Linked DNA regions of Homo sapiens: region 2 is linked to region 1. Evidence: read pairs that join two places in POLR2A ChIA-PET (ENCODE). Cell type or tissue: PC-3. All regions are shown on one strand. Links, peaks and the distances in the headings refer to the core of each region. The heading gives the core; the rest is flanking DNA.

Region 1 (17,205 bases), core at 8,551-11,050:
TTCTGCTCCTGTTGTCCCCAAAGAAAGAGCCCCTCAAGGCTGTGTTTGAGGCGGGTCGCTGCTCTCTGGCAAGAAGGAGCATAAACTGGAATGACAGCTGTGTGCAAATAGGCTAGTGTATAAATTGGAAAGGATGGGGAAGAGTCTTCCTATTCTACTCTAGTTGATGCAGTTCCAGCTTTCAATTTATCACACTTGAGAAGTGCTCATCTTCCCAACAGGACAGAAAATATGTGACCCCGAATTAACCACTAATAATTGTACATCAAATCTAAATGGGAATGAGGAGATAAAAGGCAGGGTAAAGCCAAAGTCTCATGGTAAGGAAAGCATTTTTAGCTGGAATGTAAAGAATGTTGGTATTGGCATTTAATGGAAATTCAAGCTGCCCTTCCCTTCAATCCAGATAGCTCACAGTTGTTTGGGTCACAATTACAATTTTACTGATTTTGGAAATCTAATATTAATCTTAGCATTGGCTTTAGTGGAGAATCTGTCCAATGTTGTAGATCTTTATGGAGAGGTATTTTAAATTGTGAAATTTTTTTCTTAGACATGTAAGACTTTTATATACACTGTTGGTGGATGTGCTTTTGATTGTGCTGAATCGATCTATACATTTAAAATACAATAAAAAGAATTTAGGTCCAGCATAGAAGCCGAAGAATATCTCTTATCCAAAATGCTTGGGACCAGAAGTGTTTCAGGTTTGAGATTTGTTTTTTCTTCAGATTTTGGAATATTTGCTGATACTTAAATGGTCCTTTGAGCATCATGTCAGTGCTGAAAAAATTTTGGATTTTGGAGCATTGAAGATTTTGGATTTTTGGATTAGGCATGCTCAGCCAGTATAGAGAAACTTCATCTTACCATGCATAAGCTGAAAAATTTTTTTGACAAGAATACACTTCCACTCTCTATTATAAATTATAGAATTAAATAGCAGGCTTTGATTGAGGGTCTCTTGTACTGCCCGGTACTGAGCAGCTGGAGAGTAACAGATCAAACAAAAGGGAAAAAAAAAAAAACATCCTACTACATTTATAGTAAATTAAGTGTGTAGAACATGGTGTAAACATTTCAAAAGCCATTCAACTCAGTATTTTTTGAGCATCTCATGTAGGCTACCTACTTTATTTTGTTTTGTTTTTTAGCCCCAGACTACTTCTTTCTAGTTTCAGCCAATTGTTTAAAAACTAAATAATGCTTGTTGTGTATGACAGAAGCTGGGAAAACTCAGTATTATCCCATTTCCAGTAGTAGTGCAAAAAAAGGCAAATCGTTTAAGGATGATTCATTAGAAACATGGCCTCCCTCATCAAAGGATGGCATGTTCTATCATTAGAGAAGTAATTTATGTGATGTGATCATGAGTGCTGTTGACTTAAAGGGCTTGTAATCTGTAGGAATCTGTGACTCAGCATCTGGCCTCTGGAAGCAGGTTCTTAGCAGACTGTCAAAGCTCAAGGTGAGCTTCAGGTCATCCAACTCCTCAGTTTTTTTTTTTTTTTTTTTTAAAAAACAAATGAGGACCTGAAGTCCAGAGAAGAGAGGCCATTTGCCATGGTAGTGTGTTATTGCCAGAGAAATATCAGGAGAAATTGTGAAATTTGGAAAAAAAAATTACCAAATGTCCTTCAGAATGCTAGGCATTGACTAGTAAACCCTTCTAGGTTATCTGATTCTATAGTGCTCTACACCTTTCATTTCTTTGAACTATTTTAAATCCTTTAAAATTATAGAAAACTGAGGGTAATACAAATTATTCTTATCTGTAGAAATGCAAATGAATTTTGTCTTGCAAAGGTGCAATTGTTACTACTCCTCACACACATGAAGCTGGGTTTGCGTTTACTAACACATTCATTTCAGCATTTTCTGGCTGCCTCTTGTACCAGTTTTTAACATTTTACTGGATCTGTTTTTAATGAGTTAAATGAAACCTTTAACATGTGTTCATTTTATATTTGTATGGCAATCATAATTTTGCCTTAAAAATTATCTTTTAACAGGAAGAAACTAAGATTTTAGTAAGCATTCTCTGTTCCTTTTGTTAAATAAACAACATGTCCACAAACGTAGTGTAAATGTCCAATCGGCTTTTATTAGCAATTCATAAATTGGAGCAACATCTCATTCTATAAAATAGAATAGATGCTTCGCAGGGCATGTCAGAACAATTGGTTTATGAAGGTGGGAACAAGGAAATAAAAATTGAAAAAGCAGATTGACTAATATCAAGTTACTTCAAGTTACTTTTCTTATAAGGGTTAAGCAGAGGAGACTTCCCTATCATGCCAGCTCCGGTTAACTGGGCCTCTTTTGATTGGTTACTGGGATTCTCCTGTTTTCAAGAAAACTTGATCTGTTTGGGATTTTACCTGCTTTCTTAATGTTTCAGTTTGACTTTGTGATACTTAGCATGAGTGACTTCATTTTAGTTTGGTCTTTTGGGGCCTAGTATGGGAGCTTAGTCCAAAACAGTGAACTCCTATAAATTTTATTTAACACTTCATTCACTGTGAATAGGTAGAAGCACCATTTACATGGGTTTCTGAAATGGCTAGACAATCAGTTGTAATTTTCTCTCACATTTTTATGTGTTTATTGGTCATGTGGGTGACATCTTCTTAAAAAATATTTTATTGAGGGTGAATTTCATGTAACATAAAATTAACCATTTTAAAGTGAATGATTCAGTGGCATTTAGTACATGCATAATGTGTTGCAACCACACTTCCATCTAGTTCTGAAACATTCCCATCACTTCTGAATAAAACCTCTTATCCATTAAGAAGTTTCTCCCCATGCCTCTTCCCCATATACCCTAGCAACCACCAATCTGTATTCTGTTTCTATGGAATTTTCTGTTCTAGATATTTTATATAAATGGAATCATACAATATGTGACATTTTGTGCCTGGCTGCTTTCACTTGTAATAGTGGTTTGGAGGTCTATCCATGTTATAGATCAGTGCTTCATTTTTCTATGGGTGAATAAAATTCCATTGTATGTCTGTACCACAATTTGTTTATCCATTCATCCATTGATGGACATCTGGGCTGTTCCTACATTTTGGTTATTATAAATAGTGCTGGCATGAACATGCATGTAATGTACTTTTTTGAGGACTTGATTCACTTATTTGGGGTGTATAACCTAGGAATGGAATTGCAGCATCATAGGGTAATTCTGTTTAATTTTTTGAGGAACTGCCAGACTGTTTCCACAGAGGCTGAACTATTTTACATTCCTGTCAGCAGTGTATGAGGGTTCCAGTTTTTCCACATCCTCGCCAACCCTTGTTATTTTCCATTTTAAAAATTATGTCCATCTAGTGAGTGTGAAGCGGTACTGCATTGTGGTTTTATTTGCATTTCATTAACGACTAATGATGTTCAGCATCTTTTCATGCACTTGTTAATCATAGAATTTTGAACATTGCATCATATTTTGGATATACTTGGGAATATTTTGAATATACCAGGGAGGCTGGCTTTCAAAAAGAAATATTTATGATTCCCACATAATACAAGTAATCATCCCCTGATTTGTGTTTCTTGATGTAAGATTTTATATATTAATTTTTATTAAAGTGATTCCTATAAAAAATTTATCTTTTTTGGAGACAAGCTGGAGAGGATTATCTTCACTCCTACATGACACTCTTTATACGGTATTTTCAAAGACCATTCCTAAATCTTCTGCAATATCAAGCAACTGCTATTAAAGAACTCAGAAAAATGTTGCTATGGTGATAATATTTGTCCTTGTGAAACACAGCTATGTGAGCTGTTTTATGCCGTAAAATCTTGCTTGGAGCTCTTTGTAAGATTTATTTGTTGATTTGCTTTTTTAGTGGAGATATATAGTTGATTTATTTTTTTGAGACAGGGTCTCATTCTGCCACCCAGGCTAAAGTGCAGTGGCGCGATCATGGCTCATTGAAGCCTCAACCTCCCAGGCTCAAGCGATCCTCCCACCTCTGCCTCCCGAGTAGCTAGGACTATAGGTGCACACCACCATGCCCAGTTAATTTGTATATATTTTTTGTAGAGACAGGGTCTCACTATGTTACCTAGGCTGGTTTTGAACTCCTGGACTTAACCTATCCTCTTGCCCTGGCCTCCCAAAGTGCTGGGATTACAGGCATGAACCACTGCGCCCTAGCCCAACACATGGTACGTTTTAAAATAAATATAACAACAGCCACCATAACTAACATTTATTGAACATTTATTTGGTGCCAGACTCTCTACTGGGTGTTTTACATAGATTATCTCCTTTAATCCCAGAAGGATGTCAGCCCCTAAGGATAAATAGTATTTTTTTCTGTGTCCATTGTGGTATCCTGAGCATCTAAAAGAGTCCTGCCACAGAGCAAATGTTCAATAAATGTTATTGGATGACTAAACAACCCTTTGAGGTAGTTATTGTGATTATCTTCATTTTACAAATGAGGAAGCTGAGGCTAAGAAATGTAAAACAATTTTCCCAAGGTCTTACAGATAGGCAGTCGTGGAATCCAGATCAGAACTCAGGCAGCCTGCTCCAGAGTCTGTATCATATTGGCTTTAAGCCATAGAGTTCAGAACAGCACTTTTACTTCTTCCTTGCAGGTACTACAGGGTGTCCAGCTATTTTGTGAAACAAAGAAGAAACAATTAAATTCATTTTAGTTTAACAAATATTTATTTATGGCCAATAAATAATGTGTGTTCAAATACTTGTTGGGTGTAATATTGAGAACTGGTAGTTAAGAGAACAAGATTATGTTATGGGGTCTGACACTAGCTGGATGACCTCGTACAAATGATATGCTCTCTCTATGATTTGGACTCCTTAGTTATAAAATGGAAAAGTTGGACTAGATGATATAAATATGCTCCAGCAATAAAATATGGTAACATGAAGAAATAACACTGATAAGGCTCAGTGAACTTGCTTGCTGGGGGTAGGGGTAGTAGGGGTATCTTGGTTTATATATATTTAATTTTTAATCTCTAGGGAATGAAAAAAGAGAAGAGGCAACAAAGTGGTCATTATATGATGGCAGTTGTAGAATATATCATCTAGAAGAGAAAATAAAGCAATTATCTCAGTAACAAGGAAGCCTCAGTTCATCCTTAATTTCAAGAAATAAGATTTACTTCTATCCTGACCCTTTCCTTTGAGGAGTATTATACCCTAAAATTACATAATATTTTATAGTTTCTCAATGCTTTCCTCTCATTTGTACCTACAACTATGCTGAGAGGTAGTTTGGGGAGGATAGTGTTGGGAAAAGCCAAGGGCTTAGATACAGTTCTACAATTATCTAGTGATTCTCAGTCTTAGTTTTTTGATGCCCAGCCTGTCTTATCTCCAAATTTGAAGAAAATATAAATTATTATTTTTAATGTTTTGATTTTTCTTTTAAATTCACTTGGTTAGAGGATATATATGCCTAACAACAGTTTTCCCTTAGGTTTCCAGAAGAGGATATTGCCTAATCAAACAGAATAATAGGGTAGCAAAACTTCCAAAACAATGTGTTAACTTTTTTTTTTTTCGAGACAGGGTCTCACTATGTTGCCCAGGCTGGAGTGCAGTGGCAGTGGCTATTCATGGGTATAATCACAGCATACTACAGCCTTGAACTCCTGGACTTAATTAAGCAGTCCTCCTGCCTCAGCCTCCTGAGTAGCTGGGACTACAGGCATGTGCCACCATGCCTGGCTCCTGTGTTAACTTTTTTAGAAAAAAAGATCTTAGGGATGAAACATACTTTTTAAGGCTCAGTTGTTTTCTACTTTAAATTGGGTTGAATGATTATATTTCTTACTCTTCCAAGTTTAGACAGTACATGCACTGAACTCTTACCACATGTCTGATTTATACAAAGTGCTATGCTGAGTGCCTCAGAAATTGAGAGAGGACCTTGCCTTCAATCCCACAAAAATTATGAAACATAAAACTGACCACTGCATATGACAGAACATTATGAGTGTCTAAAGCTAAAGATAAAGTGTTATAGGAAATCAAGATGAAGAGAGTCCTTTCAGCAACAGTTGTTGAGAAAAGTTTCATGGAAGAGGAACCAAGTCTTGAAGGATGTAGATATTAAGAGTGAAAGAGTGACAGCAAGAGTGAAGTGAGAGAAGGAGAGTAAGAGAAAGATATTAACAGGTGGAGGGAATGAGTATGAGTATAGGCTCAGAAGGAAAAATATTCAGGGTGTATTTGGGAAAGTTGTGAACAAGTTGCACTCCCTGAAAAAATTGTTAGAGAGATCCCTCCAATATTGGTTCTTCGTTATCATTGTTCTTTTTCCACTCCTACTCCAACCCAAATAAAATAAAAGAATAGGCCATTAATTCCTTCATTCAACTAGCATGCATTGAGTACCTGCTCTGTCCCAGGTGCTTTGCTAGGGAGCATAAGCTAGAAAGATCAACTAGCTTTGCCCTCAAAGGGCTCACAGTCTGGTGAGGAAGACCAACTCTTAGTTAGAAAAGGAGTTACATACAGAGTGCCCATTTTATTTGAAATGGGGCCACCTTGAAAAGAATGAGCTTGGCTGCATTGGGCTGATCGCCTAAGCTCTGTTTTTAGCCCTTGGAGCAACTTCAGGATGTGTGGCATTCCAGGAGAACAGCTGCATACTATATTCTGAAAATGACTAAAGTAGCACCTCCGTTTTTTCCAGACCCGCAGCAATGACTCTCACTAGGAAGGAGAGCCAAACCCTACCCTGTCTTGTGCTATTGGGCATGTTGTTCCACAGACTTTTAGAGGGGAAGTTTCAGATTTTCTTGCTTTTGTCCCAAAGAAAGGAGATATGGAGGAAGGAAGGGCTAAACTATAGAGGCCTCTCATTTTTTTTTAAAAAAAGTATAGAATTCTTTATTGTTATTTCTTAGTGCAGCAAGAGATAATAATGATAGATATTATTTATTAAGTGCTTAGTGCCAGGCACTGTGATGAGAGCTCTAACATGCAGCATCCAGTTTAACCCACCAGCAGTCCTAAAAATTAGCTACTATTTTCATCACCTTTTACAAATAAGGAAACTGAAGCTTAAAAAGATTAAGTAACTTTCCCATGTCACATAGCTAATGAGTGGATATGGTGGAAAGTGTAATTAATATTGGAATGCGTTTTATGTTTCATAATTTATGGAGAAAACTGAGGCCTAGAGAGAAGTGATTAGTCCATAGGCATGGAGGAAAATGATGTTAGAGCCAGCTTTAGAACCCATGTCTCAATTTTATGACTCTTTAAATTTTTAAAACTTATTTATAACAGAAAATTTCAAATATATGTATATCTATATGTCTATATATATCACCTAGTTCCTACAATCATGTATTCATGATCAATCTTATTTCATCTGTACCCCTACTGTCTTGCCCCCTACCATATTATTTTGAAGCAAATAGCAAAATATTTTGTCTATAATATAATCAAAATATTTCTCTAAGAGGTGATTTTTGTGAAAAATATAATACCATAATCACACCTAAAAATTAGTAATAACTCCTAAATACCATCAATGATCTAGTCTGCGTTCAGATTTCCAGTTGTCTCCTAAATGTCACAGTTTTTTCTTGCAGTTGGCTTGCTTGAATCAGGATCCAAATAAGGTTCACACATTACAATAGATGTATCTTCTAGTCTCTTTCAATCTATAGCTTTCCCTCCAGCATTTTTATATTCTTGTGATTGTTGAAAAAACTAGTTGTTTGTCCTGTAGAGTTTCCTGCAGTTTTGATTTTGTTGATTGTATCCCTGTGGTGTAGTTTAAGATGTTCTTCTCTTCTGTCTTCTGTATTTCCTATAAATTGATTGTTGGATCTAGAGGCTTGATCAGATTCAGGTTTGATTTTTTATTTTGAAAGACAACTTCACAGGTGATGTTGGGTTGTGTTTCTCTATCAGGAGGCACAAAGTGTCTGGTTATCTCTTCTTTTTGTGATTTTATAGTAGCAATCATTGATTATTATTATTATTTTTTGAAATAGGGTCTCACTTTTTTGCTGGAGTGCAGTGGCATGATCTTGGCTCACCTGCAACCTCCGCCTCCTAGGTTTAAGCAATTCTCCTGCCTCAACCTCCCAAGTAGCTGTGATTATAGGAGCGCGCCACCATGCCTGTCTGATTTTTGTATTTTTAGTAGAGATGGGGTTTCACCATGTTGGCCAGGCTGGTCTTGAACTCCTGACCTCAAGTGATCCACCCACTTTGGCTTCCCAAAGTGCTAGGATTACAGGCATGAGCCACCGTTCCTGGCCTAGCAATCACTGATTTTTAATGCCTAGGTACAGTAATTTATTAGAGATTCCAAGGCCTTCCATTTACTGCCATGATGGAATATCAGGAATAGAATTTACCCTTTCAACTTAACTAAAAAACCCAACAAGATATATGAAACAATGGTTTTCAGACATTGGACAATAGGCATAATAGGACTGTGATTCTTGAAGAAAGAGAAGTAATGTCTGGCATCCAGTGAAAAATTACTGGATGTGCAAAGAAATGAGATAATATAACCCATAACATAGATACAATTTAATTAATAGAAACAGAAATGACACATATATAAAATTAGGAGACAAGGATATTAAAAAGCTATGATAAAAATGCTTTACATGTTCAAGAAGTAGAGGAAAACACAAGCATAACAAGGAGAGAAATGCAAGATATAAGAAAAACACCCAAGTCAAATTTCTAGAGATGAAAAATACAATATTTGAAATGAGAAGTACATTGGATGGGATTAACAGCAGACTAGACACAGTAGAATAAAAAATTAGTACATTTGAAGGCATAATAATAGGAAGTACTCAAAGCACAGAGAAAAAAGATGAAAAAAATGAACAGGGCATCAGTGAGCTGTGGAACAATATCAGATAATCTAATATACATGTAACTCCAGTTGGAGAAGGGCAGGGATACCAGAAAAGTATTTGAAGAAATAATGGCTGAGAAATTTTCAGGTGCCCTAGCAGGACCTGGAGACCTCTTTTTCTGTTGTAATGAAAGGCAGGATTGCTTCTCTGTAGATAAAGAGAACAGTTTCATGATGAGCAGGCAGAAAGCTATAATCAATAAACTAACCCTTTTAGACTACATAGTGACCTTCTGTGTTACATGTGTGTTGCTTTCCCCTTAGGACCATCTGGAAAATTTGTGATACTGGTCTTTTTATTTTACTTTTTTGTCTATCCTTGAATCTCTTATTTACTCTTAAAGTGATTCCCTTCCCTCACCATCATACCACCAAGTGCTCCTGGCTAACCTAAGGAAGCCCTGTACCTGTTTCCTGAGCTGCTTGCCTGGGCTCCAGGGTCCTTTCATTCATCCATGCATCCACCTCCAGCTTTCCCTAATGAAATTTTGACTCACTTTGGTCCTGCCTGTCAGCTCATCTTAAAGGCTAATCCTTGATAATTAATTCTAGAGATTTCTGATGGGTTAATGTATAACACTAACAGGTTAACATTCATATTTAAAAGGCCATCCAGAGATTTGCTGTAATTCCTATTTATTTAAGGCCTAGCTCAAATACAATCTTATTTATTCAACAATCACTTCTCTAGTGGTACCGTGAGTCACATACTGTGCTAGATGAATAAGACCTAGCTCTTGCTCTCTGGAGCCTCACATTCCTGAAAGACAGACTTACAAACAAATACAAGTTGTTATCATATAAATACAGTAAAGGAGGTGTGAACAAAGGTTCTGAGCACTCAGTGGGGGAACAGTTAGCAGGTCCTAGAGCACTCAAGAAGAAAGACTTTTGTAAGGTGCCTGTTGGAGAAACAGGAGTGGAACAGTCTGAGAATGTAAAGAGAATATTGGGCAAAGAAAACATCATCAGAGACACAGAGATAATGAAAAATGTCAATTGCTATTTGCTAAGTCTTTCCTGTGGTTCATGCACAAAGCTTTGCATACATTCTCTCACTTGACTCTCACAAACACCTTTTTAAATAGCTGTTTTTATAATATGTACTTTACAGATCTGGAAACTGAGGCTTGAGGGGACGTTCTGAAAGTTACTCAAGGTTGTCTAATATGGCAGAAGTAGGATTGGAACCAAGATCTATCTGATTGCAAAACATATATTCTTAATCCTTAACTTACTAAAGAAAACTTGTGTTCAGAATATGGTAGGGTGAGGGCAAGGTAGTAGTAGGAGAGAAGGCAGGGAAGGTTTGTAAAGGCCAGACTTCTGAAGGGTTTTATATGTTATACATCCATGAAATAGCTTTTTTAAAATCCATTTTGGTCCCCTAACTCCCAAGCCAGAAGGAATCTTATTTTTCCCTCTTAACCCCCAAGCACTTAATGTTTATATCTCACATCCATTTATAACTTTTGTTTTTTTCCCATTTCCCCATTTACCATTAGGCAACACAGTTTTAATCAAAGGAATTATTTCTTTTTTGAAAAATTGTATAAACCAGGCATGGTGACGTGTGCCTGTAGTTCCACCCACTCAGGAGGTAGAGGTGGGAGGATCACTTGAGCCCAGGAGTTCGAGGCTGCAGTGAGCTATTATTGTGCCACTGCACTCCAGCCTGGGTGAACAGAGTGAGACTATGTCTCTTAAAAAAGATAATAAAAGAAAAAAAAATAAAATTTATATATATTTAAATTATACAACTTGATTTGATATACATATTGTGAAATAATCACCACAATCAAGGTAATTAACATATCCATCATAGTTACCTTTTGTGTGTGTGTGAGAATACCTTTTGTGTGAGAATACTTAGGATCAACAACAAATTTTAAGTATATAGTGTAACATTGTTACTGATAGTCACCATGCCATACATTAACTCTCCAGAACTTATTCATCTTGCATAACTGAAAGTTTCTGCCTTTTGACCAACATCTTTTCATATCCTCCTTCCTTCAGCCCATGGTGAATTCTATGAATTTAACTATATTAGATTCCACATATAAGTGACATCATAGAGTATTTATCTTTCTATGTTTGGCCTATTTCACTTAGCATAATGTTCTCCAGGTTCATTCATATTGTCACAAATGGCAGGATTTTATTCTTTTTAAAGGCTGAATAATATTCCATTGTACATGTATACCACATTTTCTTTATGCATTCATCTGTCAATGGACATGTAAGTCGTTTCCGTATCTTGGTCCTTGTGAATAATGCTGCAGTGAACACAGGAATGCAGGTATCTCTTCAAGATCCTGATTCCGCAAAGGAATTATTTCTTATTCGTCATCTTTATCCCGTACAATACTCCACTCATTTAGTGAATGCTCTACTCACAAGGAAGGAAGGAAGGAGGGAGGGAGGGAGAGAGGGAAGGAGACCTGTGGTTGTAGAAAGTTTAGGCACCTGGGCTTTGCATTTCTTTTATTTATTTATTTTTGAGACAGGGTCTCACTGTTGCCCAGGCCGAGTGCAATGGTGAGATCACAGCTCACTGCATCCTTGACCTACTGGGCTCAAGTGATCCTCCCCACTCTCAGCCTCCCCTGTAGCTGGAACTACAGATGTATGCCACCACACCTGGCTAATTTTCTCTATTTTGTAGAAACGGAATCTCACTCTGTGGCCCAGGCTGGTCTTGAACTCTTGACTCAAGCAATCCTTCCACCTCGGCCTCCCAAAGTGCTAGGATTACAGGTGTGAGCCACTGTGCCCAGCTGCAATTCTTTAAGAAGTTGTGGTTGCCTTGGAGAAATTGGAAACTCTCAGATTCTTAGGCCATCCCTATATGCTAGTTGGTAAGTCATAACTCCAGCATTGCCTCCTGGGTTTCAGTGTGCATGACATCAATATGGGACAAGCCAACTGAGCTTTCTGCCAAAACTTACAGGAAAATCTGGGCTGAGCCACAAATATTATGAGCTCTAACCCAGGGACATAGCAGCTCTCCCTGCAGTTTTTGCTGATTTCTAGATGTTGTGGCTCCCTTGCCTGGGATCCGTTTGGTGTTTAGCACTTAGCCATAAATCAGTCTTGTGTCCTATGGGTAGGCTGGGGCTGGAAAGTAGAGGGAGGGAGAGCAGCTGGAGATACCTAGAGATGTTAACTGAGAATGTGCAAACCAAGAAGGAAGACGGGAACCCAGGCTATCTGCATACCTTTTTCTGTGGATAGGTTGACTGCGTAGACCTTTTTCCAAGCAGCCTGGTTGTGGCCTGTGGCCAGTCAGTTGTGTCTGCAGAAGAAATTGAGCCTTTTCTCTTCTTAAGCCTCCTTCCCTCAAATTCCTAGACCTGGAGCATACCTAAACCTCAGTTTTACCCTTTTCCCTATACAGCAGATAATGAATCACCTGATTTAGAATCAAGGGATGTGGGTTCAGGTACGGTCAGCTACTCACTGTTTGACCTTAGGCAAGTCACATAGTCTCTCTGAGCTTTGGCTTTTTCAACAGAGTTGGAGTTATGCCTCCAGCCAGTCCTGACACCCTGCCCCCTCTGCTCCCTCCGCCCCCCGCCCCCGCCTTCCCCTTCCCCATCCTATAGTTGTTGGAAGAGTGAAATGAGATAATAGGGTTGAAAGTGTTTTGTGAATGGTCAAGCTCTGTGCAGTTAATTGTAAGGGAGGAGGAGGAGGATGTGGTTTCCTGAGGGGCATTTGGGTTGTATGACCCTATTGAGTAAGCCCTTCTTTTTGTGCTGCCTAAAGTGCCACGAGGTGGCAGCAGGATCCTATCTTCCCTCGTCTTTAGTGGAGGATAAAGCCAGGAGAAGATAGGAAAGGCCTTTGGATGCTGCTTTGCTCTATCCTACAAAGGTGAAGAGGATTTATTTCTTTACCATTGTCTACATTTCTCACTCCACCAAATCCCCCTGGTTAATATTAAATAATTCCTCAAAGGACCCCCCCCCCCACTTTTTTTTTTTGAGACGGAGTCTCACTCTGTCGCCCAGGCTGGAGTCCAGTGGCGCGATCTCGGCTCACTGTAAACTCCGCCTCCCGGGTTCACGCCATTCTCCTGCCTCAGCCTCCCGAGTAGCTGGGACTACAGGCGCCCGCCACCACACCCGGCTAATTTTTTGTATTTTTAGTAGAGATGGGGTTTCACCATGTTAGCCAGGATGGTCTCGATCTCCTGACCTTGTGATCTGCCTGCCTCGGCCTCCCCAAGTGCTGGGATTACAGGCGTGAGCCACCGCGCCCTACCAGGAGCCCCATTTTTAAACTAGAATCTCAGGACACTTTCTCCACTTTTGAAGAGGCACAAAGAAGGGAGATAATTTGTCCAATATTAAATAATTAGTTCATTCGAGAAATAAGACTTCAGTTTAGGTTTCTTCCTATGAGTGCAGTCCTTTTGAAAATGTGAGTATTTTCAAGATGTTTTGGGAGGCTTGAAGCGGCTTTGTTTCTTTCAGTGGAGGGGATTTTGAGGGCCTTCTGAGACAGAGGGAAATAGGAAACCTGTCTGTAGCATTCATTTGAAAATCTTTTGAAGTGTTGCCTTGATTAAGAAACTGATTAGGGCACCTTATTAGGAACCACCAAGTATCTGAAAGGCAAGCCTTAGAAACTCTCAGATATGTATGCTAGATGGAGTGCGACAGACACCTCGGGAGAGAGGATCCTTGGTGCATTGTTTTAAGGGATGCATTTCAGAATATGGAGTTTTGCATCAGACTTGCCTTCCTGTTTATATTCTCCTCAGAGGCAAATGTTCAAACGAGACTATTCTCAGTACACTCTGGCTTATGGCAAAGGAAGGTGAGAATGAGGGAAGCCAACCTTAACCATTTGCTATTGATAATCCACATAAGGTGGCAGAGTAACAGAAATAAAAGCATATGGACTTGAGAGTCCAACAGATGCTGGTTCAAAGCCTGCCCCAGTTACTTGCTTTTACAGGCAATTTTCATAGGTTCCAGTTTTCTTATAAAATGGGAGTAATAAGACCTACCTTGTTAGCTATGTAACCTTTGACAAGCTATTTAGCCTCTGTGTAACTCAATTATGTCTGTATAATGAAGGTAATAATTAAATGGAAAGTCCTACTTCATAGGATTTTATAATGATTAATAGGTTGTTTCCTAGAACTATGCATGACATATAATAAGCACTTGGTAAACATTTGCTGTTGTTTTTGGTATTATTATCATCACCATAGAGGGTTGTTATGAGGATTAAATGAGACAGTGTATGTAAAGGTTTTAAAGACAGCAGACACTCAATAAAGTGGTATTTATATGTAACTAATAACCACAGTGATGTAAATAGTATTTACCATAAACGAGCCTGCTTATGATGTAAGTACGGGAGTATTATTTTGTCTTTTGTTTTATGTTTATTCTTACTCCATTATTTGAAGATATTCTTGGCTTTTTAAAATACGGATCTATCTTTTTTTTTTGTAATCTAAAGGCAATAATAATGGTTAACATTTATTGACCCCTTTCTATATGCCAGACCCTGTGCTTTATGTATATTGTCTTAGGAGAATTTAGTAACTTGTTTAAGTCCATTCATCTACCAAATGATAGAACTGGGATTTGAACCCAGACAGTGTGATTCTAGAGGCTGTTTTCTTTTATACTATCCTGCCTACTTAACAAAACGTTTGGACTAAGACGATCCCATATTTTAGCAATAGAATTATGTCTTGTGGCTGAAATATATTTAAGAATTAATCATAAAATTTATAATACATATGAGGCATAATAAAAATGTTCATTACCAATGATCTGGCAGATCCACTTTTGGATATCTAACCTCAGGAAATAATCCAAAATACAGTCACAGTTTTATGGATAAAGATGTTCATCACAGTGTTATTTATATTATAATTTGGAAAAGTTTTAAGGCACTCTAAACATCTGACCAAGGAATGGTTAGTAAAACATGGTATATCTACTTGATGAATTTTTATGGAGGTCTTAGTAATTGTAAACGGTGATGCTGTTTAGAACTTTGTAAGAAAACATACTGTATGTATGTGAAGTCATGAGAAGATAAGTAATAGATACTTTCTTTTTCTTTCTTGTATATTAATCTTTTATTTCCTCATTCCAGCAAGGTGAATAGGACAAAGGGATTCTCAGTCCTTTTATGTATTAGGAGTTGGGAAATTTGAGTAATTTTTAAAGGTTGAATCTTCTCTCACCAATAGGAAGTCTCAGGGAATCTTTTCTTTACTCAGCAAGTAGATTTGGCCCCTTGGTGGACACTTAGAAAGAGTCAAAAGATATAAAGTCCTGAATCTTCTGGTGAGATGCTCACAGTTTTGTTAGCAACAAGTTTGTAGCCAGGAAGCAGAGTGGTATATGTAGAATTAGAGAAAGGCTGGGCAACAGGAATAGACTTTGTATACATGCACTGAGGGGACCCAAGGACTGGAGGGACAGTGTGGCAGAGCTGAGACACAGAGGGTTTAAGTGGCATGCTTAGGGCAGCACAGTGAGACCATGGAAGAGTTGGGATGAGAGTCCCTGGACTCCCGGCTTCCAGAGACATTGATAGTCCCCATCCCTCCAACACCGGAGGCAGTTTTGTTATAGCTCTAAATGTATGAGTAAGTGGATGCTCCTCGTGGCCTCTCAGAAGGATGCTTAAGCATATGAGCTGTTTCCCACTAGTTGCTTATAGAAGAATTGAGGAACCTTCACATAATACCATAGGTCAAGTTTCCACTGAGTTATTGACTTAGAAACTATACCTCAGACTCATTCCACGAAGCTAGAAGCCCAGCATTTTCGTTAGGCTCTAAAATCAGATTTAACATCTGCTACTGAAAGCTCCTGGCTGAAGCTCTTCCAGGAACAACTCGGAAATCCTGGTTTCATACTTCTCTCAAGTCCCTTTAATCAGAGACAGAGGGCATTTTTTGAAGCCATATGGGTGAGGAGGGGCTTTATCTGAAAATGTCCATGAAATGTTCCAAGGTTATGGCAGGCATGATTAGCTTATATATGTCTTTCTAAGAGTCCATGAGGTGAATGTTGAAGTTCCTCATCAGTTTGGGAAGGCTGAAAGCCTGTTTATTCTGTATAATAAGATGAATGCATGCCATCTGGATACCCATTCCTCTGGAAGATCCTCACCTAAAGAGACTGGCTTAATTGTATGGTAGATAGCAGACAGAACTGTTGGTCAAGGCCAGTCAGGGATGCTGGACTTCAGCTATAGCTTTGCAAATTTACCAATCTGGGTAGTCTTTCTCAGTGATCATGTACCTAGCTCCTTGGTTTCTTGGAGAAGCTAGGGAATTAGATTCTGATGAAAAGCCATAGTCCTACTCTGCCTCTTTCTAAATACCTAACCATGTTGTAATTGTCTGGATTACTGACACTGCCCCCTCAGAAAGTGCATTCGTCAAGAGCAGGGATCCAATCTTACTGTTCTCTTTATCCCCAGTGTCAGGCAGATAACTTGGCGGGTACTCAGTAAATGATAGTTGAACAATGAATGAAAGAGGATGGAATCTGAAGCCAGACAGATCAGAATTTACCACTGTGTGACCTCAGGCAACTTGCTTAATTAACAGTTTTAAAATTTGTAAATTGGAATAGCATTACTTACTTACAAGAGTGTTTTTAGGATTAAGTTAATGAATGGAGGGGCCTGATAAGTGATGTTCCTTTGGATTCTGATTCAGTAACATAACAAAGATTGGAACATAGAATCACAGAATTACAAAGCAACTAAGAGAAAACTAGCCTAATTTCTGCCTGGCTAAGTCCTAATCCTTTGGATCTCAGTTTAAAAATTATTTCTTCCAAGAAGTTTTTCTTATCTACTTCCTGTCTCCATTGTCCCCTGAGTAGGTTAATTCCTCCTTCATCATGTTATATTTTCTCTGTTACAGCACTTGTCACAGTTCTTTTTTTTTTTTTTGAGACGGAGTTTCACTCGTTACCCAGGCTGGAGTGCAATGGTGTGATCTCAGCTTACCACAACCTCTGCCTTCTGGGTTCAAGTGATTCTCCTGCCTCAGCCTCCAGAGTAGCTGGGATTACAGGTGGCCACTGCCACGCCCAGCTAATTTTTTTTTTTTTTGTATTTTTAGTAGAGATGGGGTTTTACCATGTTGGCCAGGCTGGTCTTGAACTCCTGACCTCAGGTGATCCGCCTGCCTCAGCCTCCCAAACTGCTGGGATTACAGGCATGAACCACCACGGCTGGCCTTATCACAGTTCTTTTAAAGTATTATCTCTGTTAGACTGTAAACTCCATGAGGGCAGGGATTATATCAGTCTTG
Region 2 (11,632 bases), core at 2,700-5,199, 80 kb after region 1:
TTGCGTTCTGGTTGGAATTCAATTTATTTTGAAATGGGAATTCAATTTATTTTGAGATGATGCATCTTTTCCTTTACAGCATTGTGTCACAATCTCATATTGTTCACACCATCAAAATTGGAGTTAGCTCCATTGTCATTGAATGTACATTCTCTGATGAAAATTAAGACTCTTTTCTCCTTAATTGATTACTTTTTAGAAATCAAAGGTGTATTTTGTCTTTGATGCTTACGTTGCAAATGTAATTTGCTTCATAGTGGGTATCTGATTTAATATTTCATAGCCCTTAAGGACGTAAATTTGGGCATCCAATAGACCAAATTCTGTTCCTGACACAGTCACTTTCTAGCACTGCGACCTTGGACAAACTGGCCCGAGCCTCACTTGCCTTATTTGTAAAAAAATAGGCTATGGTAATACCTGCTACATAGGATTGTTGGGCAGATTCAGTGAAAGAATGCATATAAAGAAGGGCTTACTGTAGTCTCTGGTACACAGTAATTTTACTATATGGCCCCTAATGAAGAGGTGGGACAGACTAGCAAAAGGCATACTTTTATATCTTAGTACCCGAGATATGCATGGTCTTTAGGCTTTGCTCTTTACTTGCTGGGTGAGCTTCCATGTGGTAGTTCTCTAAATCACTGCTGCTTCAACTCTAGTAGGAGAGAGATGAATTCTGCTAGCCATCTGTAATGTTTTAAGTATTTGTTAATATTAGGAAGGTATAAATAATGTGAGTGTTGAGGAGAGGTGACTTCAGGTAGGAAGAAGGATCAAGAGAGGCATTGTGGAGCATATAACATTTAACCTTAAAAGATAGGTCTTATAGAGAAGGTGGGAGGAGAAAGAGGGCATTTTAGGTGGAGGACAGATAGGCAGAAACATGGAGCGTATTTGGAGAAGTATGCATATTGGATGCCAAACACTAGGTACATTTACAAATGTTCTCATTGCATCATTCAGTAACCTTCACAGATAAGGTTGCTAAATCTCATGCCAGAAAAGTAACTCCCAAGGACCCCCAGCTGGTGACATGGTAGAACTGAGAGTTGAATCCAAGTTTGACCAATTCTAGTTGTTTCGCTCCTTCTACTAAGCTTCATTGACTTCCAGCTAACAAATGTCTAATTTGTACTAAGATAAAAGAGAGTTGTGAGAAATAAATTGAGAAAATGAAGTTGGAACCAGGTTACTGAGGTCTTTGAGTAGTAGGCTAAGGAGTTTGGACTTAGGGTAGGCAGTAAAAGTCATTAAAGGTTTTTGAGCAACAATAATGGTAGTGAAACTAATTCACAAAGATTAGTCCAGTAGCACTGAGTAACATAAATGGCAGTGGGGGATGTTTCAAAGTGGCAAGTTTGCTAAGACAACTGATGTTAACCAGGTAAGAGAATGAGAGCATGAACAAAGAGCAATGGAAATAGACTGACAAAGAAGTTGAGGTAAGTTGTGAAAGCATAATTGACAAATATTTGGATATATGAAGAATGAGGAAGAGAGAGTAGATTAATCAAAATTACTGTGTGAGAGGATGGTGATGCCACTGGTAATAGGAAGAGAAGATTTAGAGGGAAGATTTGGACATAGTTGAAGATGCTGGTAGCACATTGAAGCATTGTGTCTTGCGCATATAGCTTTACAAAATGGCCATTGTGCTGGATATTCTTTTTGCCCTTCCTGATCTATTTTCCATCTTTATCTCTCTTGTTCTGTGTTCCTGGGAGGCTGACAAATAAAGAACTGCATACTCTCTTTTCTGGCTTTATTCATGGTGGGTTTGGACAGTGATAGAAAAGTGAGGCTGAAATATTTGCTCCTTCTCTTTCTCATATACTTAGCAAGAGATTGTGAGTGGCCACAGCTCTGCTCCAGTGGCCCTCTTATAGCTCTAGGTCTTTTCTGGCTTCTCGTAACTGTCTCCTATTGCTAGATTCTCTAGTCCCAAGAAGGTTCAAACCTTGTTGATTTGCCTTAACTGTGCCCATACCCTTGTAAATAGTTCCTTTTATTAAAACTCTTCAATAACTGAATATACTGTGGTCATCTCTTCAGTGAAATTAAAAAAAAAAACTTCTTTCACATTTTCTTATGACTTGATCTTCCCACACCACCAAACGTGAAGATCTAGCTATTTGCACTAGGTTACTATCCCTAAATTCAGTGCCTCCCTGTTTCTTAGTATGTCAAGTTAAAATTTGTTACTCTTCTGCTGGGTGATTGTGCTGGAAATACAGAAGAAAAAGACAAAAATCCCTGCCCTCAAAGAGCTTATATTTTACTGGGGAGAGACAGGCAATAAGACATAATCAATTATATGGTATGTTAGAAGATGAGAAGTATAGAAAAAATTAGGGTGAGGAATGGCGATTGTTGCAAGGGATGTTTGTGAGGATAGCATACTTTAAAATAGGTGGTATGGGTAGGTCTCTCAGAAAGTGACATTTGAGCAAAGACTTGAAGGAAATGTGGGAGTGAGCAATATAGGTATGGGAAGAGCATTCTAGGTAGAGGATTAGGAAGAGCAAAAGCCCTGAAGCAGGACTGTGTCTGGCCTCTGAAGAAATGCAAATTGTTCAGGGTTGTTGGACCTGAAGGAAGAGGAGGAAAGGAATAATGAGGCCAGAGGGGCCAGATCATGTAGGGATTTGTAGGTTGTTGTAAGGATTTTGGTTTTCACTAAATGAATGGTGAACCATTTCAGTTTTGAGCAGAGGAGTTCCATGATCTGATTTGAATTTTAAAAGATGTGTTTCCCAAAATTCCTATTCCTTTCATACAGCTGCTTTCAATGAAGGTTTATAAGGAAAGCAATCAGAACTACTTGGATAAGGTATAAGTGATCCACAATCTTTTCAACTCTACCATAGGTATCTACATATATATGTTGAGAGATGCTGCTTTTTGGCCAAAATGAATCTTGAATTGGGGGTGTGCAGAAAAAGTTATATCTGGCCTGAGGCTGGTATCTTTTAGAGTGGCCTACTTGCATGGTTGGCCCTTATCTGAACACGTGGATTTAGGGGTATTCTCACTGTTCACTAATAAAGGTGGTTCACTGTACCTAGACTGTTCAAACAAGATGATTTATGCTAAACACCTGCTTTCCTTCTGGGAGTATGGAATTTTGGTACATGCCAGGTAAAGGATGTCTATATGACCAAACTCCCAATGAAAACCTTGCATACTGAGTCCCTAGGCAGAAACATCCCTCGTATAAAAATGTGCTCTGTGTGAATCTTCATGGGAGGGAGAGATCCTAAAGAAGCCTGCACATGGATTCCTCCAGATTCTGCTTATGTCTTTTTCCTGTATGATCCAACTGTGTACACTTACTGTGTCACTGTAATAAACTTTAGCCATGAGTACGATACTTAGCAGTGCTGAGTTTTGTGAACCCTTCTATCAAATCTCAATATGGGCTTGGTCCGGGGGATCCCTGACACAGGCAGATTTTTTTTTTTTTTTTCAAAGAGTCACCAAGTTAATTGGAAAACATCAGGTTATGGATAGAAGGAGCAGTTGGGCAACCTGTCACAGAAGTCAGCCAGCTCTGTCTAGTGGAGAGCTCTTCTGAGCTGTTTCTGCTTTGTTAATTCCTTTTCTTTCTCCAAAAGCTTCCCTCCATTTGGTTTTGTCACACTTTATACATTTGTAACAAACTGCTGACCGGAATTTGTCCATCAGGTTATGAAAAATGGCAAATGAGGAGAGTAAAATTATGGATTTATTTATTAAGAACTATTAAAGTATTCATATGCTCTGGGACACCATTACTAGGAATTTAACCTTAACAGAACAGTTTATTGAAAAATTTATTGAAAGGAAAACAGTCTTTGCATAAAAATTATGACGTAGCAAAAAATTGGAAACTAAATGTCAAATATTAGGGAAATGTTAACTGTGGTCTGTCAAAAGGTGAAATATTAACTCAGTGTTATCAGGTGAATGAATTAACAAGATGTGGTATATACATACAATGGAATATTCAGCCATAAGAAAGAATAAATTTCTGGTATATGCTACAAGATGAATGAAAACATGCCAAGTGAAATAAGCCTGCACAAAAGGACATACTATGATTGCACTTAAATGAGGTACCCAGAGTAGGCAAATTCAGAGAGATAGAAATGGGAAATTACTGTTTAAGGGATACAGAATTTCTTTTCAGATGTTGAGAAAGTTCTGAAAATGGATAGTGGTGATTGTTATACAACATTATGAATGTACTTAATGCTGATGAATCGTATATTTAAAAATGGTTAAAATGGCTTTTTTTCTTTTTTTTGGAGGCCGGGTCTTACTCTGGTGCCCAGGCTGGAGTGCAGTGGCATGATCATAGCTCACTGGAGCTTCGAACTGTGGGCTCAAGTGATCCTCCCACCTCAGCCTCCCCCGTAGCTAGAACTGACTACAGGCACGCGCCACCACAGCTAGCTAATTTAAAAAATCTTTTTGTAGAGATGGAGTCTTGCTATATTGCCCAGGCTAGTATTGAACTCCTGGGCTCAAGTGATCCTCCCACCTCAGCCTACCAAAATCCTGGGATTACAAGTGTGAGCCACCACACCTGGCCTAAAATGGCAAATTTAATGTATATTTTACCACAATAGAAATTGTAATGAAAAAATATATTATTTAACATAATAAATATGTAAGTATATTAAAGTAGTGGGATGAAAAAATTGTATCTTTTAAATATTTTTTTAAAGACAAGGGCTTGCCCTGTTGCCCAGGCTGTAGCACAGTGGTGGTGCAATCATGGCTCACTGCAGCCTCAAACTCCTGGGCTCAGGTGATCCCTCTGCCCATGCCTTCCAAGTAGCTAGGACTACAGGTGCACACCACTATGCCTGGTTAAGTTTTAAAATTTTTTTTGTAGAGATGAGGTCTTACCATGTTCCCCAGGCTGGTCTCAAAACTACTGTGCTCAAGCGGTCCTCTCTCCTTGTCCTCCCAAAGTGCTGGGATTACAGGTGTGAGCCACCATGCCCGGCCAAAAAAATTTTTTAAATGAAATCATGGGACGTTGAAATTACCTATTTGCAAATATTTACAATTATGAATACCTTTTAAAAACTCCATAGAATTATTAAGTTCTCAATTTATTTCTATTCTCATGTCATCCACCCTCTCCCCAACTGGAAGTTGCCTCTTCTCCCACCAAGTTTCCATGATACCCTTTCTGTACTTGACTCTCATACTTTTTACCATTGTATATGCCTATGTCTAATTTTCTCAAACAGCTTGTGTGCTCTTTGGAATTATATTAATATAGGATTTATGTTGTCAGTCTCTGGTACAGCCTGCATAGTAGATATTCAGTGAGACTTAGTTGACTGAATCATAAGCATGCTATTTTACGAAGGTAGAGATTTACCAAAATGTTTGAGCATACGTGCCCATGGGTTTTATATCACTTCAAGTGTGTGCCTGCCTCAATTCTCTGTACTTGCTAGATGTGCAGACCTGATCTCACCCACATACACATCACTGTATTCTTGACTTTAGGGCTTTGCATCATTCATTTATATTTTACCTTTTTATGTAAAACAGCCCAATTTTCTTTGGATCCCGAAAGGAAAGAACTGCAGGCGTGAGGCAGGGGCAGCAGATAGAGGAGAGGATCATTGCAGTCAATTTAAAGTTGCATATGCCTATTGGAAAGTTGTAAGTAAGAAATAATGTTCATTCCTGAATAGAATGTCTGTGAAGGAAGCATATATTTTTTTCCTTCTTAAGCCCCAGTTGTAGTAATTAGGTTTTACTTTTGTTATGAAGAGATGTATACTTTTGCCAGCAGAGGGCACCAGTTGTAGGTTGCAGATTCATGGGAAGACTCAGAGACCAGTGTGCTGGTCTGTGTGAAGCACTCTGCTTGTTGCTTTAGTTGGTCTGCCCCCCACCCACCCGCCTTTTTTTTTTTTTTTTTTTTAATTCCCTTGGGTTCCAGTGGTACTCTTCCAGCTTTCCCCAAGAGCATTCTTTGGCTAGTCCTGGTTAATAAGCTAGGTGCCCAGATGAATCCAGGTGGAAGGACTTTATTATAGTAGCTGTTTGGAAGCCTTGGATGCCAGCTTGTATGTAATATCTTTAGGGGTTCAAAGCTGTTTTTCCTCATCCAGAGGTAAGGTGAAAAAGGCATTAGGCCAGGCATCTGAGGGTCTGGTTCTGCACTGAGGTTGGCTCTCTAAGTAGTTTTGAGCCAGTTACCTTTTCTCTCTGTCTCAATTAGCTTATCTCTAAAATGGAGACAGTAAGATAGGGGTAGTACATTCTGTGTATAGCTAATAGTGGTCTCTTAGGTCAGGCAGACCTGGGTTCAAATTCCAGCTTTGCCATTTACTAACTGTGGGGCCTTGGTTCAAGTTATTTAACTCTCAGAACCTCGATTCTCTCATGTTTAAAAGAGAAATAATAGTCCTACAGGGTTGTGAGAATTAAATGACAAGGGTACATGTGAAGTGTGGAATACAGGGTCTGGCCCAGAGTAAATATTCAAGGAATGGGAGCTATTATTACCATTCAGGGGATGTTGTCTTAAGTCAAAGGAGATGATGGATATGAAGCACTTTGTAAGCTTAAAAATGCAACACAAATGGCATGAGTGATTATACTCTGGAATCTACTTGGCGTGAATTCTTTTACCTTCAGAGGAAGAGTCCTTATTCCTCTGGATAAGGTGCTGTTTTGTTTCTCTTTTGACTTTTTGGGGTCTCAAGTTCCTTTTCAGTTTCTGCCTGGCTGTCTGAGGGCACTTGGCAAGTGCTCCTGAATATGAGAGGGCATTTTGGTGATACAGGTGTGGGTGGACCTTAATTTAGCTTTGGTCTTGTCTACTCCTTGCTGACCTGTTGGTAATAGTAACCAGTGGAGATGTGAAAATAGCTCCAGGAGAGGCCCTACCCTGGTTAATTTTCTTCTTGAACCTAGGACCGAGTGCTCAGGTTCGGTAGCATTGGCACAGACAATGAAAATCATAGCTACTAATGGTTGCTGAGTGCTTATTATAGGCCAGGCTCTCAGCTAAGTGCTTTACATTCTAACCTAACAATGCTGTGAAGTAGGTACTATTGTTCTCACCTTTTTTCGAATGAGAAAAATCGAAGCTTGTAACTTGCCTAGGGTCATGTTTCTGGTAAGTACATTTGGACCTTGCCCTGTCTGATTTTAATGGTCTGGGCTCTTTTCATTGTTCAGGTGATGTTTGCATCTAGCTGTGCATTAGAGTCACCTACGAAGTTCATTAAAATTCCCGTTCCTAGTGGGTGCGATAGCTCACACCTGTCCATCCCAGCGTTTTGGGAGGCTGAGGCGGGAGCACTGCTTGAGCCCAAGGAGTTCGAGACCAGCCTGGGCAACATAGAGAGACCCCGTCTCTAAAACTAAAGGAAAAAAATTAAAAAAATTCCTGTTCCTCAGGCCCTGATTCTATGGGTGTGAGGAAGAGCCGGACCCTGTAGTGTTTTTTCATTTTTCCAGATTTATTGAGGTATAATTTGCATAAATAAACCCATTTTAAGTGTATAGTTTAATGAAATGCAGTACTTGTATACAGTTGTGTAGGTATTACCACAGTCAAGATACGGAACATTTCTATAACCCTAAAAACTTTTCTTCATGCCTATTGATCTGACACCTACCATTTTAACCAGCTGGGCAGATGGTTCTGATGCACAGCTAGGTGTGGGACCATTGTACTGTGTTATGGTGCCTGCAAATGTGAGGAACTGATGTCCTGGAGAAGGAGGGTAAAGGCAAGAAAAGAAAAAGAGCATTTACAAGGAAGAATGATTGGCTTAGCTGTCTTCAGATAAATTTAACTGGCTCCCTGTACAGAGATAGAGTATGGAAGAGAGAACTTTCTAGATAAAACCTAGCTTAAAAAAGTTTCTCCTCCCAACATGGTTTCTTCCTAAGCCACATAAGAGCTGAATGATTCTAAACAAAGTTGGTGTAGATGGCTGAATACATTGCTTTGGGGTAGAGATCTGGGGCCACTAGGGACTTTTGATAAGCTGTAGAAGAAGGCTGGGGTGTGGGAAGGACTGGGCTAAGACAGTGGTCCCTAGGTCACAGACTGGTACTGGTCCATGGCCTGTTAAGAATTGGGATGCACAGCAGGAGGTGAGCAGCCGGCAAGCGAGCATGACCACCTGACCTCTGTCTCCTGTCAGCTCAGCAGTGGCATTAGATTCTCCTAGGAGCATGAACCCTATTGTGAACTGTGTGTGCAAGGGATCTAGGTTGTGCGCTCCTTGAGAAGCTATCTAATGCCTGATGATCTGAGGTGGAACAGTTTCATCCTGAAACCATCATCCCCCCTGACCCCCCACCCCCATCCTTGGAAAAGTTGCCTTCCATGAAACTGGTCCCTGGTGCCAAAAAGGTTGGGGCCTGCTGGACTAAGACACTATTATTGCTGAGCAATCTGAGGATGGGACCTTTTTCTCCAGACAGATACCACATTGATTATTTTGACTCTCCTCTACTGCAGGACTCCAATAGCAACTGTCCTTAATCTGAAGTCCAGTCAGGAAAATTAGCATAGAGCAAACAGGTTCAGACTGTGGTCCAGAGAACATTTGGATAATAAGGTAGAAAATGTAAAATGTGTTTCTGAAACTGGAAAATATTGGGGGTAGGAACTTTGTGCCAGGAGTCTGGAGACTTTGCTTCTTGACTCAGCTCTGCCCCTGGTTTTGCTAGATAACCTTTCTTCCTTTTTTTTTTTTTTCCTAAATTTCATCTTTAATTTTAGATCGAGGGGTACATGTACAGGTTTGTTACATGGGTATCTTGCATGATGCTGAGGTTTGGGGTATGAATGATCCTGTCACCTAGGTAATGAGCATGGTACCCAATAGGTAGCTTTTCAACTACCTTTTTAGGCTTGCTCCTTGTATTAGGTGGTTATTGTGTTGTTATAAAGAAATACCTGAGGCTTGGTAATTTATAAAGAAAAGAGGTTTAATTGCCTCATGGCTCTGCAGGCTGTACAGGAAGCGTGCTGGCATCTGCTTCCGGGGAGGCCTCAGGAAGCTTACAATTGTGGTGGAAGGCAAAGGGGGAGCTGGTATATCACGTGATGAGAGCAGAGGCAAGAGAGTGAGGAGGAAGGTGCCACACACTTTTAAACAACCAGATCTCGAGTGAACTCAGAGTGAAAACTCTTTATTATGGGGACAGTGTGAAACTATTATGAGTGATCTGCCCCTATGACCCAAGCACCTCCCACTAGGCCCTATCTCCAACTCTAACACTGAGGATTACATTCCAGCATGAGATTTGGAGGCTACCAACATCCAAATCATATAACCCCTTTTCCCTCCCTCCATCCTCTAGTAGTCCCCAGTATCTATTGTTCCCATCTTCATGTCCATATGTACCCAATGTTTAGCTCCCACTTATAACTGAGAATGTGTGACATTTGGTTTTCTATTTCTGCACTAATTCACATAGGATAATGGCCTCTCGCTGCTTTCATGTTGCCACAGAGGACATGATTTTATTCTTTTTTTATGACTGTGTAGTATTCCTTGGTATATATATACCACACATTCTTTATTCAGTCCACCATTGATGGGCACCTAACTTGATTTTTTGTCTTTGCTATTTTGAATAGTGCTGCGATGAACATACAAGTGCATGTGCCTTTTTGGCAGAATGGTTTATTTTCTTTTGAGCATATACCTAGTAATGGGATTGCTGGGTCGAATGGTGGTTCTATTTTTAGTTCTTTGAGAAATCTCCAGACTGCCTTCCATAGTAGCTGAACTAATTTACATTCACCAGCAGTGTATAAGCATTCCCTTTCCTCCACAGCCTTGACAACATCTGTTATTTTTAGACTTTTTAATAATGGTCATTTTGACTGGTGTGAGATGGTATCTCATTGTGGTTTTGATTTGCATTTCTCTGGTGAGTAGTGACGATGAGCATTTTTTCATGTTTGTTGGCTGTTTGTATGTCTTCTTTTGAGAAACGTCTGTTCATGTCCATTGCCCACTTTTAAAAATGGGTTTACATGTTTTTTGCTTGTTGAATTAAATTCCTTATAGATTCTGCATATTAGACCTTTGTCAGATGCAGTTTATGAATATTTTCTCCTATTCCGTACATTGTCTGTTTACTCTGTTGATAGTTTCTTTTGCTATACGAAGCTCTTTAGTTTAATTAGGTCTTACTTGTCAATTTTTGCTTTTGCTGCATTGCTAGAAGGGTATTTCCTAGGTTTTTTTCCTTTTTTAAATAGTTTTAGGTCTTACATTTAATTGTTTACTCCATCTTGGGTTTATTTTATTTTATTTTTTGAGACAGAGTCTTGCTCTGTCACCCAGGCTGGAGTGCAGTGGTGCAGTCTTGGCTCACTATAACCTCTGCCTCCCAGGTTCAAGTGATCCTCCTGCCTCGGGCTCCCAAGTAGCTGAGACTACAGGCACATGCCACCACACCTGGCTAATTGTAGTATTTTTAGTAAAGATGGGGTTTTACCAGGTTGGCCAGGCTGGTCTCAAACTCTTGACCTCAGGTGATCTGCCCGCCTTGGCCTCCCAAAGTGTTGGGATTACAGGTATGAGCCACTGTGCCTGAGTTAATTTTTATATATGGTGATAGGGTCCAGTTTCTTCTGCATATGGATAGCCAGTTATCCCAGCATCATTTATTGAAGTCCTTTCCCCATTGCTTATTTTTGTTGACTTTGTCGAAAATCAGTTGGTTGTAGGTGAACAGCTTTATTTCTGGGTTCTCTTTTCTGTTCCATTGGTCTATGTGTCTGTTTTTGTACCAATACCATACTGTTTTGGTTACTGTAGCCTTGTAGTATAGTTTGAAGTCAGTTAATGTGGTGCCTCCAGTTTTGTTCTTTTTGCTTAAGATGACCTTTCTTTTCTAAATGGCCTCTTCTGAGTGTTCTCTATTCTGTCTACCTCCTGTGAATCATGAGTGGTGAATAAAGTATGAAGGTGTAGTCGTATGGTTTTGCAGGGAAATTTAGCAGGGTTTTATACTGGCTCTTAATAGTTATATTTTGAAACTTGAATACATACAACCCTTACATATTTCCTTTTCTGATCTTTTTTCTTTGTCTGGTTTGTTAGATGTGGCATTTCCACACCTTCCTGTATGGCGAATATGTAAACGTGGGTATGTGCAAAGGAGGAGTCATCTCTTTCTTATGTCCCTTTTATGAATCACCCAGTTGTGTTCCTGGTGGATGTCTGAACTCTGGCACGGATTCCGAGATTCAGTTTCCTTATTTGTGATGTTCAGCTTTTTGTGGTCCCTGTGATTGGCCTCAAGAGGAAATATCTGGAGCAGGGCCACAAGGCTGATTAGAGGAGGAAGGGACATAGAGGGAACAAGATATGAGGGGTATTGTTGTGCAAGGAAGAAGTGAAGATACAGCCCTGTGGGGTGTAAATGAAATTATCCAGGCCTCTTCTCACTTGAGAAAGAGTGAGTGTGAGTAATGGCCTTGTCTAAGAGAACACTGAGGTGCCAGGGGAGGTAATCTTTGAGAATAACCCTGTAGCCAGTTTGAGTTCAGGAGGCTATATAAAGTTTTAGTTACTTTTACTTTCTGTCACCTCAGTGTTCCTCTCTTCCTTCTGTGGTTTTAGGGCTTTGT

Evidence for each region. ChIA-PET counts read pairs that join two places held together with the same protein. Peaks named below come from ENCODE experiments on the same cell type or tissue, not always from the same donor. Only the 100,000 strongest peaks of a DNase experiment are listed, where the experiment ranks them.
Region 2: POLR2A ChIA-PET joins it to region 1 with 5 read pairs; 10 of 35 experiments call an interaction of 5 or more read pairs at or near these places.

The regions. Positions count from the first base shown.
Region 1 is chr5:137,817,815-137,835,019 of GRCh38, reverse strand. No RefSeq gene overlaps it. Among named protein-coding and RNA genes, the nearest start is that of MYOT, 41 kb to the left of the region's middle. In PC-3, for the core only: no CTCF peak of the experiment used is centred there; a DNase peak (open chromatin) is centred at 9,619.
Region 2 is chr5:137,737,392-137,749,023 of GRCh38, reverse strand. HNRNPA0 (heterogeneous nuclear ribonucleoprotein A0) reads left to right here. Exons shown (of 1, transcript NM_006805.4): 1 at 1-3,373. Among named protein-coding and RNA genes, the nearest start is that of KLHL3, 7.1 kb to the right of the region's middle. In PC-3, for the core only: no CTCF peak of the experiment used is centred there; no DNase peak of the experiment used is centred there.